2 separate regions of the Homo sapiens genome follow, and region 1 is linked to region 2. A link is a loop called in an ENCODE intact Hi-C map of the cell type or tissue named here. Cell type or tissue: IMR-90. All regions are shown on one strand. Links, peaks and the distances in the headings refer to the core of each region. The heading gives the core; the rest is flanking DNA. Region 1 overlaps FHIT (fragile histidine triad diadenosine triphosphatase). Region 2 overlaps FHIT (fragile histidine triad diadenosine triphosphatase).

The links. A loop is a pair of places that touch in the nucleus more often than their neighbours do. Peaks named below come from ENCODE experiments on the same cell type or tissue, not always from the same donor. Only the 100,000 strongest peaks of a DNase experiment are listed, where the experiment ranks them.
Region 1: it touches region 2 in a loop (2.6-fold over the local background); 2 of 110 quality-filtered maps call a loop at or near these places.

The regions. Positions count from the first base shown.
Region 1 is chr3:60,430,342-60,433,148 of GRCh38, reverse strand. All of the region lies in intron 5 of FHIT (fragile histidine triad diadenosine triphosphatase), which reads left to right. Among named protein-coding and RNA genes, the nearest start is that of MIR548BB, 190 kb to the left of the region's middle. In IMR-90, for the core only: a CTCF peak has its summit at 1,399; no DNase peak of the experiment used is centred there.
Region 2 is chr3:59,861,557-59,864,363 of GRCh38, reverse strand. The region is part of intron 8 of FHIT (fragile histidine triad diadenosine triphosphatase); the gene reads left to right. The region is part of intron 2 of LOC105377113 (a long non-coding RNA gene); the gene reads right to left. Among named protein-coding and RNA genes, the nearest start is that of MIR548BB, 750 kb to the left of the region's middle. In IMR-90, for the core only: no CTCF peak of the experiment used is centred there; a DNase peak (open chromatin) is centred at 1,483.

The sequences.
Region 1 (2,807 bases), core at 157-2,656, 570 kb before region 2:
CTAAAACAGTCAAATTCAAAAAAGTAGAATGGTCATTACCAGGGGATAGTGATGGGGGCAGGGATGAATAGAGAGTTTCTGTCTGACAGATATAAAGTTTGTTATGGAAGATGAACTATTAGTTCTAGAGATGATCTGTGTAATGTGTGTACAGTTAACAATATTATCTAGTGCACTTAAAATTTTCTTAAGAGTATGTATCTTAAGTGTTATCACAGTAAAAAAAAAAAAGACAATTCTTCTAGCAAATGTTTTGATGTGTTTTAATCTTATAAGTAAAAAACAAACACAAAAATGTGTTTTCAAAAACCATAATCAAATATAAACAAGTATAGGTGATTTGATGTTAATAGGTGACAACATCCAAGAAAAGCACATTGGTAGGTTGGCAACATGTTAATTTTACTCCTGTCACCAATGCTTCCCCCAGTAGATCCATGTGAGCTATTTGAGGCAGGAGCTATTTTTCATAAACAGTTTTTAAGGATCCTATGACCCTTCTCAATTGTTTAGCTGTGAAAATTAGAATTATGTTTATTTGTAAATTGCCTGCATGCTAGTAGTCTCTTGCTTATGAAGTACTGATAAGCCATCCTCAGAAGCTTTTAAAAGAACCTCTGTGTTAAGATAAAAATGCTATATAGTGATATATTTACCACGGTTTCACTATACACTCAGTTTTTATCACTATCAGTATATTATAGATGACGCATATGGATGGAAGCATGTTCCCTCAGAGCTCTTTCCTTTTCATTAATAATTGTAGTAGCTATCTAGATTAGGTCCAACACTCATTTATTGGATGTTGAATGTTGAGTGCCTACAATGTGTCAAAAACTATAGTCAGTCCTGAGAATTAAAAATAAAGGCCCAGACTAGGCATGGTGGCTCATGCCTCTAATCCCAGTACTTTGGGAGGCCAAGGCAGGTGCATCGCTTGAGCTCAGGAGTTCAAGACCAGCCTGGGCAACATGATGAAACCTTATCTCTACAAAAAATACAAAAATTAGCTGGGCATGGTGGCATGTACCTGTAGTCCCAGCTACTCAGGAGGCTGAGGTGGGAGGATTACTTGAGTCTGGGAGGCGGAGGTTGCAGTGAGCCAAGATTGCGCTACTGCACTCTAGCCTGGGTGACAGAGTAAGACCCTGTCTCAGAACAAAAACCCAAGCAAACAAAAATAAAAGCCCTACTGCCAAGGAGCTGTAGGTCAGTGGGGTGAGCAGAGGAATAGTGTATTTGCATGTTTCCTCTAATAAAACTATGCAGGAGACCACGGATACACACATGGGGCAACAGTTAATTTTGTCTCAGGGTGGCCATAAAAAGCTACTAAGAGAAGACTCTGAGCTGGACATGAGAGAGTCTGTAAGTGCTCACCAGAAGGGGGTGTTTGAGAGGCGTTTTGAGCTGAGGGAAGTTTGTAAGCCAAGTTGCAGGATGTCAGTGAGGTGCTTAGGAAATGCAGACTCCCGACTTTGGTAAGATGGCTTTGTCATTTACTGCATGTGTAGCCGAGGACAAGATAGAACTTGAGCCTTCGTCCTTCACCAGTAAAATACTAAATGATTTGAAATAATTAAAATATATACTTAAATAATATTGAAAGCATAAACATTAGTTCCCTTTCAAGTATGTGTGGGAGGTGGGGAGATAGTTTTGAGGGAGCTGTCGGCAAGAGATAGGTCAGTGAAACAGCCAGCGACAGCTACACTAAGCATCCTGAATTGATTCTACGGATAAGAGTGAGCGAGCAGTGGTTCTGAGTTGGGAGAGCCCCTGCTTTGCTATAAAATTGTTAATTGTTATCCAGTTTGTAAAGAAAACTTAAATACTAAATCATTAGGCCAACATCATAAAAAGAAATGATGGAGCAAGAATGTTGCATGTAAGGGATAGAATGAAGTTAATGGTCATTCTTTTTTTTTTTTTTCTTTTGAGATGGAATCTTGCTTTGTCATCCAGGCTAGAGTGCAGTGGTGCGATCTCAGCTCACTGCAGCCTCTGCCTCCAGAGTTCAAGCTATTCTTCTGTCTCAGCTCCCAAGTAGTTTAGACCATAGGTGCGCACCACAATGGCTGGCTAATTTTTGTATTTTTAGTAGAGACAGGGTTTCACCATGTTGTCCAGGCTGGTCTTGAACTGTTGACCTCAAGTAATCTGCCCACTTTGGCCTCCCAAAGTGCTGGGGTTGCAGGTGTGAGCCACCGCACCTGGCCCAAAACCAGGACTGAGAAAAAGGAGCAATCTTGCTTTAGAGTAGTTGAGAATTATCACTGCCCTGAATCTCACCACCCTTGCAACTATTGGCTTAATCTCAAGGAATGAAAACTGCTGGAAGCAATAGAAAGAGATCTTTAATTAGTAGAGTACATCGAACCTTACATAGATGTAATCTCCCAAAGTTCAGTAAAAGCTTAGAGTCATCAAGAAGTTGGTGACTGTTATCTAAACTTGATGGAGATAAGTGCAGAAAACAGACATAAAAAAATACCAGATGAGAGTTATAAAAATACAGTGAAGAGTGAAGTATCCTGCCTTAGAGAGAGAATGATATAAGAGAATAAAATGCAGTATTTTTAGCTAATGTGATTTGTAAAAGTAACAGTGCAAGAAAGCAGTTTATGGCAGAAAAAAAAATATTGCCCTTAGACCCACAATGAACCAGAACAAAATGGGATAGGCTGTGTAAGAATCAAGTTGGCTCAGAAGTAAGACACCTCATAAAGGTACTATATTTAGAATTTTGAGGTGGAAGTCAGAAGTGGGTTTCTGTATTATACTTCTGTGGTTCTTCCTCTCTGTGG
Region 2 (2,807 bases), core at 201-2,700:
GAAAATCAGGAAGAACCAAAAGCAGAAGCCCCTGATAAACCCATGAGATTTTGTGAGACTTCTTCACTATCGAAAGAATAGCGTGGGCCAGACCAGCCCCCATGATTCAATTACCTCCCACTGGGTCTCTCCCACAGCATGTGGGAATTCTGGTAGATACAATTCAAGTTGAGATTTGGGTGGGGACACAGCCAAAACATATCATATGCCTTTTGTGGGTTAGCTAGGTACTGTGTATATGTCTCTTCCTTTTAAGAATATAGGCCGATCACTGTCTGCCATCTGCGATCTTGCTGGTTGTCATGGCAGAAAGAAACAAATATGGTAAATTGTGCACGAACTCATAAAGGCTTCCACCTAGAATGGGATCATATCTGTTTTCCTTCATTGGCCATGGCAAGCCACATGGCCACATCTAATTTCAAGGGAGCAGGGAAGGGCAAACTTTTCATTCAGCAGGAAGAAGACAAGCTAGAAATATTTGTTGATGGCTCTTAAAACTACCGCAGGCACCTTGCCAATGGGTGAGCAGGAGCTGAATTTGAGCTGCAATGCTTTGGTTAAGCAATGAGCTCTGGCTCAGAGCTTCATCTGCCTGGAAGAAGGAGCACCTTTTTTTATCCTTTATAAGAAGGTACTTCAGAAGAACAGACCCTTAGCTATGTAATCCATTTTGCCTGCTGGATGACGGTAATAATCTTAATTCATTCACTTGTTTTCATATTCAGAAGTATTGAGTGACTCCCTACTATGAGCTAGACACAGGGAGTAGAGCTGTGAATGAATAATCATGCATGGTCTCTGGCTTCATTGGGTTTATGGTCACTCAGGGAAGACAGATAATGAAAAGGAAATAATTACAGATGTGATGGATGCTAATGGAAGGAGATCTGTAGGATGCTATAGGATCATATGACAGCAAATAAGTTATCCGTTGCAGGCGTTGTTTCTTCTTATGCAGCATTGTGACTTTCTCCTTCAGGGATACCCAATGGTTTTGAATGCTTTCAGCAGATAATTAGACCAAACCACCAATAATTTAGAGGACTTGTTATTTGGGACATCAGTGAGCACTGGAGTAGTCTAAGGGGTGATGTGCGTCACAAAGCAGGCCCTGAAACGTCCCTCTGATGTTCATTAAGACTTTATCGTAGAGTGGCTGGGGCTGAGAGGGAGTGGGTAACTGCATTGGCATGGAGACAAGCATTGACCCAGGTTTCTAAATATCTCACCTTAAAAGGGCCCTGTTGCAGTGTACTGCCCGTATTCCTTGGATAGGACTATTCCTCGGATAGGACTATTCCTCTACACATTGTCCCCTGGCTTCCATCTTTAAATACTATTACATTCTGGCTGTTGTCTTTTTCTAGTCACTGGTGTCTACTTCGTGTTTGTGCAGTGCAAACTAGCCTGAAAGTGCTAGGAATTTAATCTCCCAGCCCACATCCTACCCCGTCACCCCTTGGTAGCAGTTATCAGAATGACTCATGGAAGTTGGTGAGTAAGTACCCAGGCTCCTTTGCTCTTGTGGAGGAATAACTGGGAAACGTATCTATAGTGTTTCCCAGTGAAACGGAGTCCCTCTTGCCCACAGCAATCACATGTTTAATAACACACATTTTCTTCCCTCCCGATCTTACTTCCTCACTCCACTAGTGGTGATTTCTGCAATTACCTTCTAAATCAACTACTTGCCTTCAAAGTCTTGTCTTCAGGGTTTGCTTTAGAGGAACCCAGCCTAAGAAAAGTATATTTAAATACCCAGCCAATAATCCCCAGAATGGGGACCTGTGAAACATTCTCTGTGTCTGCTCTTCTACAAACGGGATGCTAAGAAAAAAGGTGCCATTTGACATAGATAACACAGAGAAATAGCAAGTGAGTCTTGCTGGATGGTCATTGGTCTTAGCTGGCTGATTGCTGTTATGATTGTTGATATGGTTTGGCTGTGTTCCCACCCAAATCTCATCTCAAATTGTAGCTCCCATAATCCCCATGTGTCGTGGGAGGGACCTGGTGGGAATCATGGGAGCGGGTTTTTCCCGTGCTGTTCTTGTGATAGTGAGTAAGTCTCACAAGATCTGATGGTTTTATAAAGGGCAGCTCCCCTGCGCATGGCCTCTTGCCTGCCACCATGTAAGATGTGCCTTTGCTTCTCCTTTGCCTTTCACCATGATTGTGAGGTCTCCCCCACCATGTGGGGCTGTGAGTCCATTAAACCTCTTTTTCTTTATAAATTACCCAGCTATGGGTATTTCTTCATAGCAGTGTAAAAATGAACTAGTACAGTTTTGCTTTCAAAAATACTGGCAGGGTACACTGTAGCATCAGTTACAGGTTTTTTTTTTTCCCAAAGGCATCTTGTGATAATTTGGCATTTTTTGTTTATATTCATCATCCAACTAGTACCAATTACATCACATAATCCTTTGGGGAAAAAACACACACTTTAACACAAAGCAAAGGCCATAGAAAATATATTTGACTATTTTTTTTTCCTTCTGAATACCATGTTTCATGTTCTTCTAGTTCATAATTTCTTCCTCAGCTGTATTGTTTACTATTTAACTTTTTGGCATAAAAATATATTGATGAGAGAAAGAAATTAAGGTCTAATTTATGAAAATAGACTTCTTGTACTTCAGGAAATTCATGTGGCGCTATTTGGAAAAGGTGATGAATGTGATTTTCAGTAGAGTATCTGCATAAATTATGATTGATTTGCAATTCATCACCTTCCTTTATTGTTCCTCCTCAGTGCAGAGACCTTATCTGTGCATTATCAAGGAGGGAATATTTTTAGTTAG